Linked DNA regions of Homo sapiens: region 1 is linked to region 2. A link is an interaction called in ENCODE POLR2A ChIA-PET data of the cell type or tissue named here. Cell type or tissue: OCI-LY7. All regions are shown on one strand. Each heading gives the region's core, and the rest is flanking DNA. Links, peaks and the distances in the headings are about the cores only. Region 1 overlaps TRAK1 (trafficking kinesin protein 1). Region 2 has its middle 24 kb from the start of TRAK1.

Region 1 (2,500 bases), core at 1-2,500, 110 kb after region 2:
AGGTTAGTTAAAAGGTAGCCCAGTTTTCTTTTTTTCCAGGAAGGCAGAGGACTCAGTTTTTTGAGGAGAGTGGGCGCCGGTGAGTGGGGATAAGCAGGCCCTCAAGTGACAACACAAATTTAAACACAGAGACCACTTAGTTGCTGTGGTCTGTTACCTGGTGTATAAAGGGTGCTGCAGATGCTTTGGCGTGCTGGCTGGGGGGCCCCAGGGTTTGTATCTGCACGCCTGCAGACCATCACAGCTGTGCGTGAAGAAGACTAACTCGGGTTGGTAGCATAGGAGTCTTCACTTAAGCACTTGTGTGACCTCGAGCTGATGGACTATCTAGAGCAATTTGAGCTGGACTTCATCTACATCAAATTAGATCCTGGTTTAAAGCTACCCTTATAAATCTCCCTTGCTTCTCCCTCCCTGGCAGCTCTGTCTGAGGCAGCATATTTCCCCCCACGCTTGGACAGGAGGGATCTCATGAAAGTGTTGGGTGGAGGGGTCTTGTCTGCTGGCTCTGGTGGCACTGTCTTGGTAGGGTTTCAGATTTAGAACCAGATTTCAGGTCTCCTCCCTAAGTTAGAAAATCATTCCAACAGATCCGATTTCTCTGAGCTAATTTACTAGGATGATCTCTACTTGCATTTAATAAAATATTCAGAGACCTATTGAATTCCAGTTGCTGTTTGCCATTTGTAATGCTGCTGAGTTTGACTTAGTAATACACTTCAATTCCCAAATGTGTCGCATGGGCTGTTACTGAATGTGGGTCATTAGGAAAGCTTTGACTCTTAACAGAATTATTCACTGAAGTCTTAGTTACAAAACATTACTAAGAAGTTATTTATTTAGTCCCAAAGTGACAGGTTTCAAAAAATTTTGCACGTTGGCTGGCCATAAATCCATTTATATTCACTCCTCCCCCAATAGAATAAAACTTACGCTACCTTCTTGGTGTTTGTTGAGCGGCGAATCAGTTCCTTGTCACTGATTTAAAATAAAACAACCCTGATGTATCTTTAGCAGACAAAAGCGTTCTTTTGTTTCACAACCCATTTCTCCAACGGAAGAAGAACAAAGACCCATAGTCCTAAAGTGCTTGTGTGCAGCCTTGTATGACCACAGTAAATTGTACATGTAATGAAATATTACTCTGTGTGTGTGTGTGTGCAATCATAGTAGTCTTTTTAATGTATATTTAAAAAATAACAACCTAGTTTTCATGGTATGGAGCTGGTTGCATAACCTTAGAATGTAGGCCACTTGAGGAGGAGGGGGCTATGCCATTATGAAATTATCAGTTTAAGACTATTGTTTAATAATTATGCCAACAGCTGCTTTCTGAAGGATCCCAGTCTGTTCGTATGGTTGGGTCTGTATGGTTAGTGGAGTCTAAATCCTACAGGCCTTTCTGATCATTCACACATGGGTGGCTGTGCTACTGGCCCCCACCCCACCTACTTCAGTTTGCTGAATATCTGTGAGGCCAGACCCCCTTCCACTCCATTGCTTCACCCTCAGCACATGCTCATACACACAGACACACAATGTCAAGGTTTCACAGGGGTTACGAGTCCCCCTACCCCCAGACTCATCCTCCAGTCGTTGGAACTGGGAAATGAAGTCTGGTGGTGGTGAGTACATTGCGGGTTGAACCCAGCGAGCCAGTGACCCTCTGTGTCTAATGTGCAGGCACAACATTAGGGGCACTTTTTTAGATGAGTCATTTGTTTGGCAGGTTTGTGACATTGGGAGTCTCATTGTCATTTTTATTTCTTACAGTTTTATGTGCTGAAAGAGTTGGCCAGATGACTAAGACATATAATGACATAGATGCTGTCACTCGGCTTCTTGAGGAGGTAAGTGCTCCAGGGGAAGGCAAAAGAGTTGTTTATAATTGACTGGTTTTCATGGATACTGATTAAAGCATGCCTTATCACCTGTTTCAGTGAGGAATCTTGGAAATTGGTCTCTTTCGAGGTATAATTTAATGGCTTTACTTTTTGAACTAGTAGCTATGTAGGCCTTTATAGCTGTAATTGTGTGCAGATATTTTAAAGGAATATATTAATGGCACCAAATGTGGTGTGTTTAAATACTTGTTAGAATATCCAGTTGTAAGTATAAAAAATCCTGAAACATTGACTAATGATATATTTTAAGTGCATCCAAAAAATGTCAGAAAAATATATCATATCTGTGTCTTCCTAATGTATTTAAGTTTTTACTTAGGCTAGTGGAATATTGTGCAGTGTCAGCGTGGAAATAAGTAAAATAAGCATGGCAAGAAAAATTTAAGAAAGTTGCTTAAGATTAGGTGAGCTGCCTGTATTTTAGAGACTGTAGTTTTCTGAATTTCTCGGTATTCTGTTGCAATTGAGAATTAAGTATTATGAAGGTCTCTAGAAACAGATGAGTATAATATGTGTATGTGCATGCCTGGAACAGGCCAGAACATGGTGGGTTCTTAGTATTTGTTGAATAAGTCTCCATCATTAATGCACTGCCC
Region 2 (8,681 bases), core at 2,958-5,457:
AGCATCCGGGTTTTGTCTGTCAGTACATTCCCCACTGCCCCTGCCCAACCAGGAATGCCTTTGTGATGCAGTTCTTGCTCTTTTGTAAAGGTGGGGCTGGGTGTGGTGGCTTGTGCCTGTAATCCCAGCACTTTGGGAGGCTGAGGCGGGCAAATCAGTTGAGATCAGGAGTTTGAGACCAGCCTAGACAACATGGCAAAACCCTGTCTCTACAAAAATTACAAAAACTAGCCAGGCCTGGTGGGACACGCCTGTAGCCCCGTCTCCTTGGGAGGCTGAGGTGGGATGATTGCTTGAGCCTGGGAGACAGAGGTTGCAGTGAGCTGAGATTGTGCCACTGCATTCCAGCCTTGGTGACAGAGTGAGACTCTGTCTCCAAAAAAAAAAAAAAAAGTGGTGGGAGCCACACAGTGAAAAAAGCATATGTGCCGGGGCAGCCCAGCTGTGCCTTATTGTCTGCTCTCTGGCCCTGTGGTGGGCTGAAAGTTCTTACCATACTCCCATCCAGATGTAGAGTCTGTAACCTTTCCCCTTGAATCTGCGTTGGCCCGGTGATGTATTTTGACCAATAGTTTGCGGTAGAAGTGACACTGTGTAACTTTTAAAATTGAGTCTAAAGAGATCTGTAATTTCTGTCTCATACTTTGAACACCCCTTCTTGGGATCCAGCCAGCATGTGAGAAGCCCTGGTGGCCATGTGGAAATTATATCCACGTGAGAGAGAGGCCCAGTCATCCCTTTCAGAGCACTAGAGATGGGAGGGAACCCATTTTACATGCCCAGCCCTTATTACTATCTGACCTGAGGGAGATCACAAATGCCTTCTGTATTGGGTGGTAATGATACATCACAAAAATGCGAATGCTCGCAGCCAGGCGGGCGCTGTGGCTCAAGCCTGTAATCCCAGCACATTTCAAGCCTAGGTGGGTGGATCCCTTGAGCCCAGGGGTTTGAGACCAGCCTGGGCAACGTAGCAAGACCCTGTCTCTACCAAAAATACAAAAATTAGCCAGTCTTATAACCCGGTCTCAAATGAATAAATAAATAGAGGGATACAAATTAAAAAAAAAAACCTTTAAAAAGAATTCTCTTACAGTCTGATGTCAATGTTGGAAGATTAAGAAATAAAATAAATTTTTGAACTTGCTGTCTGAGTTACCCAAATGTAATTTCTAAGAACTCTAAAATATTATCACCTAGAATCTAGGAAGCTACCATGTGATCCTAGACTAATAGCATAGAATGAATGTTGCTTCATTATGAACTTATTATGGAAATACAAATACATAATAAATACTTTAAGCAGACTATAGACTGTTTCCTAAAATACTGAAGTTAAAATATTTGTGCTAGACTTCCTGATATGAAAAGCTTTTCTCATAATGATTTGTGAATTAATTTTACCATAGAATAGTAAGGGTATATTTTTAATGGGTTAAGTAGCTATACTTAAAAAATACATGCCAGGCATGGTGGCTCACACCTGTAATCCCAGCACTTTGGGAGGCCGAGGCGGGCAGATCACGAGGTCAGGAGATCAAGACCATCCTGGCTGACACGGTGAAACCCTGTCTCTACTAAAAATAACAAAAAATTAGCCAGGCATGGTAGCAGGTGCCTATAGTCCTAGCTACGCAGGAGGTTCAGGCAGGAGAATGGCGGGAGGCTGAGGCAGGAGAATGGTGTGAATCCGGGAGGTGGAGCTTACAGTGAGCTGAGGTCGCGCCACTGCACTCCAGCCTGGGTGACAGAGCAAGACTCTGTCTCAAAACAAACAAACAAACAAACAAAAATTAGCTGGGCATGGATGCACACACCTGTAACCCCAGCTACTCTGGAGTCTGAGGCACGAGAACTGTTTGAACCTGGAAGGTGGAGGTTGCAGTGAGCCAAGATTGTGCCACCGCACTCCATCCTGGGCCACAGAGCGAGACTCCCATCTCAAATAAATAAATAAAATAAGATAAATAAAAATACAGATTGAGTATCCCTTTGCCAAAATGCTTGGAACCAGAAGTGTTTTAGATTTCAGATTCTTCTGGAATTAAGAATATTTGCATTATACTTGCGGATTGAACATCCCAGGTTTGAAATTCTGAAATCCAAAATACTTCAATGAGTATTTCCTTTCAACACCATGCCAGTGCTCAAAAGTTTTGGATTTTGGAGCATTTTGGGTTTTGAATTTTCAGATTTGGGGTACTCAGCTTGTGATTATGTTGCGTAAAGGCTATTCAGTTTGATATTAATCAGACAATATCAAACTGAATAGCCTTTACCCAACATAATTGGGCCACAGAATTGTGGAAGTACTGGAATAGTTTTATTTATTTTTTAAGAAACAGGGTCTCATTTTGTTGTGCAGGCTGGAGTGCAGTAGTGCCATCATGACTCACTACAGCCTCGACCTCCTGGGCCCAAGCTATCCTCTCACCTCAGCCTCCCAAGTATCTGGGACTATAGGCGTGTACCACCACACCTGTCTCATTCTTAATTTTTTTATAGAAATGGTGTTCCACTATGTTTCCCAGGCTGGTCTCCAACTCCTGGGCTCAAGTGATCCACTCGCCTCAACCTCCCAAAGTGCTGGGATTATAGGCTTGAGCCACCACACCTGGCTATCTCTTGAATCCTAACTCCATGTTGAGCTTTTAAAGGGTTTTCTTATTCCTTGTGCCAAAAATGCCTTTTCTACCCTTCCAACAGAACAAACCCCTATTAAAGTTTTAGTTGAGGCTGGGTCCAGTGGCTCACGCCTGTGATCCCAGCATTTTGGGAGGCTGAGGCAGGCAAATCACTTGAGGCCAGGAGTTCAAGACTGGCCTGGCCAACATGGCAAAACCCCGTCTCTGCTAAAATTCCAAAGATTAGCCAGGCATGGTGGCACACACCTGTAGCCCCAGCTATTTGGGAGGCTGAGGCACGAGAATCTCTTGATTCTCGGAGGCAAAGGTTACAGTGAGCTGAGATTGTGCCACTGCACTCCAGCCTAGGCAATAGAGTGAGACTCTGTCTCAAAAAAAAGAAAAGTTTTAGTTGTGAAGGGGAAGCTCTGAAGTGTGTTAGAACCCCTAAGTCCATGGAGGGATTCACTTGCTCTGAAATGGGATGGTCATGGAGAGAGAGAGAGAGAGAGCACCCAGCGTGGGAAGGCTGGGTGTGGACATCGACCCCCACCCCCACCCCAAGCAGCAAGGTCATGAGCCGTGCAGAAGTGGGACCTTCCGCCGTTGGTGCTTCTGGAAGTAGTGCCCAGCAAGGACCAGTGAGGAGCTAGTATTCCTTAGCTTAGGCACGGCTCAGTCCTCCCTGCCTACCATGCATGCAGTTTGTAGCCTGTGTGTTTCCTGTTTTCATTTCCTATCTTGCTATTACTTTTATGCATTGGCTTATCACAGCCCACTCACTCTAAGGCCATCTTGCCATCCCATGACATGGTCACTGAAGGCCCAGCTGTCACTGTTTATTCACTTGGTGTGTACATGACTGTTTGGACCCGTTTCCTAGTAACGGCCCTGTTAATTTCAATGAGAAAGGCTAATGGGGTGCCTTTTTCAGGGGCTGGGGGGAGGGATGATGTGCTCCCTTTAGCCCCTCTGTGTCTTTGGTCCTTGACCTCACTGTTTCCTGGGGGATTCTTATACAGAGGCTCTTGGCTTCTTCTCTCAATACCACACATTCCTAATTATTTGTGCTACTTCTTGAGTAATCTTGAGGTCTGCTTTGGATTACTTATCAAAAGTGGCTGATAAAATTTGAGCTGTCGTTTCCCAGATGTGTGTGTTAGTGCTTCGTAGAGAATTTCTTCTTTGTACTCAAGTTGATTTAAGTCTAGAATCTGACTTTTAATTGTGGACCAAGCAAAACCCCCTTGCCTCTCTAGGGATTATTTAGAATTAATAAAATCAAGTACTTTTTCACACGAGCCTGAAGGAATTGTTAACTGAAGGAACTTTTATGTGATACAGTTTGTTCTGAAAATTAGGTATTTAAGGACTTTGTCAATTATGGTTAAGCACATTTTTTATTAAAAAGAACAAGATATGTAGCTAAGTGGCTGTGTCCGGGCTGAGATGTTTCTTCTCACTCGATCCTACAGTGAAGTCAAAATATAGTGACAGATTCAGTTTCCATAGCTGCAGAATCTGTTTTCAAAAACACAAGGCTGTGATTTCACTGTAGTTCAGTGCACATTGAGAAGCTAATATGGAAATAGAAATGAAACTTTTCAAAATACATGCCTTAAAACAAAAACTTCCAGTTCCCCTTTAGTGCTTAGATGAGATTTTTTTTTTTTTCAGGCTTTGTAAGTTTTGCAGATTAATTTCAGAAGTTGACGGCAATGTGATCCTGGTGGACTGTCATTCTGTAGTGTTAGTCAGGAAGCCCCTCACACACTTTCTTCTCATTTCCTAATGCGACAGTTGGTTCAGTGAATATCCATTGTGCTTTATAGGTTGATATTGATATGTTTGTAATTGGCCTATCACGTAGTTAGTTTTTTTTTCTTTTTTGGCAATCACCTTTTTCCATGTGAATTTTCAAAAAATGTATTTATTTATTTAGAAGCAGGATCTTATGGCCAGGCGCAGTGGGTCACTCCTGTAATCCCAGCACTTTGAGAGGCCGAGGCGGGCAGATCATCTGAGGTCAGGAGTTCGAGACCAGCCTTGCCAACATGGTGAAACTCCGTCTCTACAGAAGTACAAAAATTAGCCGGGCGTGATGGTGGGTGCCTGTAATGGGAGGCTGAGGCGGAAGATCCCTTGAACCTGGGAGGCGGAGGTTGCAGTGAGCCAAGATCATAATCACTGCACTCCAGCATGGGCAAGAGAGCGAGACTCTGTCTAAAAAAAAAAAAGAAGAAACAGGATCTTACTCTGCCACCCAGGCTGGAGAGCAGCAGTGGTGTGATCATAGCTCACTGCAGCCTTGAACTCCTAGGCTCAAGCGATCCTTCTACTTTAGCCTTTCAAGTAGCTGGGACTACAGGTGTGCCACCACGTCCAGCTAACTTTTTTTCTTTTTTAATCTTTTGTAGAGACTGAGTTTCACTATGTTGCCCAGGCTGGTCTCGAACTTTTGGCCTTAAATGATCCTTCAGCCTTGGTCTCCCGAAGCACTGTGATTACAGGCATGCCACTGCATGTGGTCCATTAGCTGTAGTTAAGAGAAAAGAGTTGGGTTGGTTATTTTCAGTGCCTTGGGCATAAAGAGTGAATCATTAAGTTCATTTTGCACTCTTTGAGTTTTACCGTGTTCCAGGCACTGAGGACACAACAGTGAACTAAAACAGGTAGAAGTGAGTCTTTAAGGAATGAAATATAATTCGTCTCTACTTGAAATTTGCACATAGTCTGTTTGTAGGACAATACCTATTGAAATAGGGTCTCCATTTCGCCAACAAGTTAACCCTTACTACTTATGGGAAATTACCTCAGTGGTAACTGTAGAGCAGTCATTTATTGAACATTAACTGTATGCTTAGAGTGCATTTTTCTTTACATTATTGTATTAGCTCGTTTAATCCTTGTAACAGCTTCCCATTTTATAGATGAGAAAACTGAGGGTTGTAGGGGTTAACTGATTTTAACTTGGCCAACATCATACAGTGACCTATTCTGACTGTGTCTTTCTGTCCCTACAGGATTTGAACTTATAGTGGAAGTACTTTAGGAAATGCATTTGTGTCTGTGTAGTCATGGTTAGGAAATGTGCTCATGTCAGGCTGTTTAAAAGTTGTGGAGGCTAGGCATGGTGGCTCATGTCTGTAATCCCAGCACTTTGGAAGCTGAGGTGGGTGCATTACTTGAGCACAGGAGTTTGAACAACATAGTGAGACCCTGACTGTGTATATACACACACACACACAATTAGCTGGGCGTGGTGGTGCATGCCTGTAGTCTCAGCTACAGGTGGGAGGATTGCTTTAGCCCGGGAGGTCAAGGCTGCAGTGAGACTTGCTTGTGTCACTTTACTCCAGCCTGGGTGACACAGCAAGACCCTGTCTCAAAAAAAAAAAGAAAAAAGAAAAGTTATGGGTGGGTCGGATGGTGCAGTGGTGCTAAGCTCACTTAGCTGTCAACAGGGGAGGGCTGGGTTTGTCATGTTGGAGGTCAGACAAGTACCTAATAAGGAGGTAACTGAGGACTGTTGGATGTATTTCTCTGGGTGGGGATGGTCTGCCTGTGAAGATGAAATTCTATTGGAAATATTCTTTAATTATATTTTTACATGTCTCACTTTTATTTAAATAGGGATACTATATTCTGTACTTTGTTTTGTGACCTGCAATTTTCCCACTTAATCTATCTCTAGAGCGTCTTTTCTTGGCCACCATGTGATTCTCTGCAGTGTTACTGGAAATGGCGTTGTGGTGAAAAATGTGCAGACATGATATATGGGAGGACCATGCCTTATTTAATCAAAATCAGTATTATTAGACATTTTCATTTTCCAATTTTTAACAGTTATATAACTGCTGAGGAAAGTTACATCTTTGTATGCAGTTATGATTTTTCTTAGAAAATAACTGAAGAAGTGGAATTGCTTTTTTTTTTGAGACAGAATTTTGTTCTGTCACCCAGGCTGGAGTGCAGTGGCGCAGTCTCCCCTCACTGCAACTGCTGCCTCCCGGGTTCAAGCGATTCTCCAGCCTCAGCCTCCCCAGTAGCTGGGATTACAGGTGCCCGCCACCACACCTGGCTAATTTTTGCATTTTTAGTAGAGACAGGGTTTCACCATGTTGGCCAGGCTGGTCTCAAACTCTGGACCTCAGGTGATCTGCCCGCCTTGGCCCCACAAAGGCCGGGATTACAGGTTTAATCCACTGTGCCCAGCCTGGAATTGCTTTTGATTCATGTTCCTGGGTGTGAGTGAGCTTGTTACCTGCACCCTTGTCAGCAGCAATAGTTATTATAATAATTATGAATAATAATAATTATTATAATTATAATAATTATGAATAATAATTATAATTATATTAATTATAAATAATTAATATAATTAATTGCCAGTTTGACAGATAACATGATAGTATCTCATACTTGTTTTATTTTTCATTTCTTTGATCACTAGTGACATTTTTTTTCCTGAAAACTTTTATTACTGAATTTTATTGTTGTTGCTGTTGTTTTGAGACAGGATCTTACTCTGTCACCCAGGCAGGAGTGTGGTGGCGCCATCATGGCTCACGGCAGCCTTGAACTCCTGGGCTAAAGCAATACTCCCATCTCAGCCTCTCAAGTAGCTGGGACCACAGGTGCGCACTGCTGTATCTGGCTAATTTTGTTTATTTTTTGTAGAGATGAGGCCTCACTATGTTGCCCAGGCTGGTCTCCAACTCCTGGGCTCAAGCAATCCTCCTGCCTTGGTCTTCCAAAGTGTTGAGATTACAGGCATGAGTCACCATGCCCAGCACTGAATTGTCTTTAATAAAGATACAGAAGGTGTGGCACAGTAGCTTGTGCCTGCTGGTTCTTTTTATGTCCCAACTGTTTGTTCTGATAAATTTTAAATCTGTAAGTGGTGAAATAAGAATACAGTGAAGTACATTGATGTTTATATTATGCATTTATTAGCATGTTTGCCAGGAGCTATTGTAATAAACAGCCTTGGGTTCAACACCAGCTTCACCTGTTGGTTCTTAGGCCTGTGGGCAAGTTATCTCCAGCCCTAGTTTCCCCATTGGTGACTTGAGGAGGGTGATGTTGTGGGCCTCATGGGCTGCTGTGAGTTTTTGGACAAATAACTCCTTGGGGTAATGCACCCAGGCCTGGCTAAGCACACAGTCACTTTGCAGTAAGTGGCAGCCAATATTGCTCTTTTCCTTGTTGGAGTCATGATTTTTTAAAAGCCAAGTTCCTCCTACGGAGTGAGTGCAGTGAAAGCCAGGACCTAAGGAGGAATCACAAACAGAACTGTTCTCTTCCTCTCCTACCCATGTCCCATATTCCCGGACCTCTTTCTCACTCTAGTTATTTTGTTAACTTTATCCTAGGCTGTGACAGCTTGGCAGCCGCTGTTTTTGGGTGGATAAGGTTCATTCCTAATCCAGGCCTGTTCACTGGGAGGCATGAGGCCCCAGGTGCTTGCCTTCCCATAGATACCCACTCTTGGTAGGGCGTGGTGGCTCATGTCTGTAATCCCAGCACTTTGGGAGGCTGAGGTGGGCTGATCACCCAAGAGCAAGAGTTTGAGACCAGCCTGGCCAACATGGTGAAATCCCGTCTCTACTAAAAATACAAAAATTAGCTGGTTTTGGTGGTGGGCGCCTGTAATTCCAGCTACTTGGGAGGCTGAGGCAGGAGAATTGCTTGATCCTGGGAAATGGAGGTTGCAGTGAGCTGAGATCGCACTATTGCACTCTAGTCTGGATGACAAGCGAAAGTCTGTCTCAAAAAAAAAAAAAAAGATACCCACTCTCTCTCCCCCTTTTCTTTCTCCCCCAGAGACCCCCTGCCATTCAGAGTGATGACACATGCAATGTGGGCTGCAGGCCATCCTGCTTCGGGACATCTAACCCTTCTCAGGCAAAGTTTTCCTCTTCAAAGCAATAGCTTTTCAGCCTGGAGTCTCAGATTTCCAACAGGGATTTGGGATGAGATTACCACTCCTACCACCCTTCCTGGCTTTGGCCAGCCTCCAGAATTCCTCCTGGTGTCCTGAGAATGTGGAGAGAA

The links. ChIA-PET counts read pairs that join two places held together with the same protein. Peaks named below come from ENCODE experiments on the same cell type or tissue, not always from the same donor. Only the 100,000 strongest peaks of a DNase experiment are listed, where the experiment ranks them.
Region 1: POLR2A ChIA-PET joins it to region 2 with 16 read pairs; 2 of 35 experiments call an interaction of 5 or more read pairs at or near these places.

The regions. Positions count from the first base shown.
Region 1 is chr3:42,175,041-42,177,540 of GRCh38, forward strand. TRAK1 (trafficking kinesin protein 1) reads left to right here. Exons shown (of 16, transcript NM_001042646.3): 3 at 1,774-1,850. Among named protein-coding and RNA genes, the nearest start is that of TRAK1, 85 kb to the left of the region's middle. In OCI-LY7, for the core only: no CTCF peak of the experiment used is centred there; DNase peaks (open chromatin) are centred at 231, 1,041 and 1,391; H3K4me3 peaks cover 2,211 bases; H3K27ac peaks cover 2,500 bases.
Region 2 is chr3:42,063,310-42,071,990 of GRCh38, forward strand. It overlaps a transcript of TRAK1 not described here. Among named protein-coding and RNA genes, the nearest start is that of TRAK1, 24 kb to the right of the region's middle. RefSeq lists an enhancer at 7,562-8,273. In OCI-LY7, for the core only: no CTCF peak of the experiment used is centred there; DNase peaks (open chromatin) are centred at 3,422 and 4,202; H3K4me3 peaks cover 2,172 bases; H3K27ac peaks cover 2,500 bases.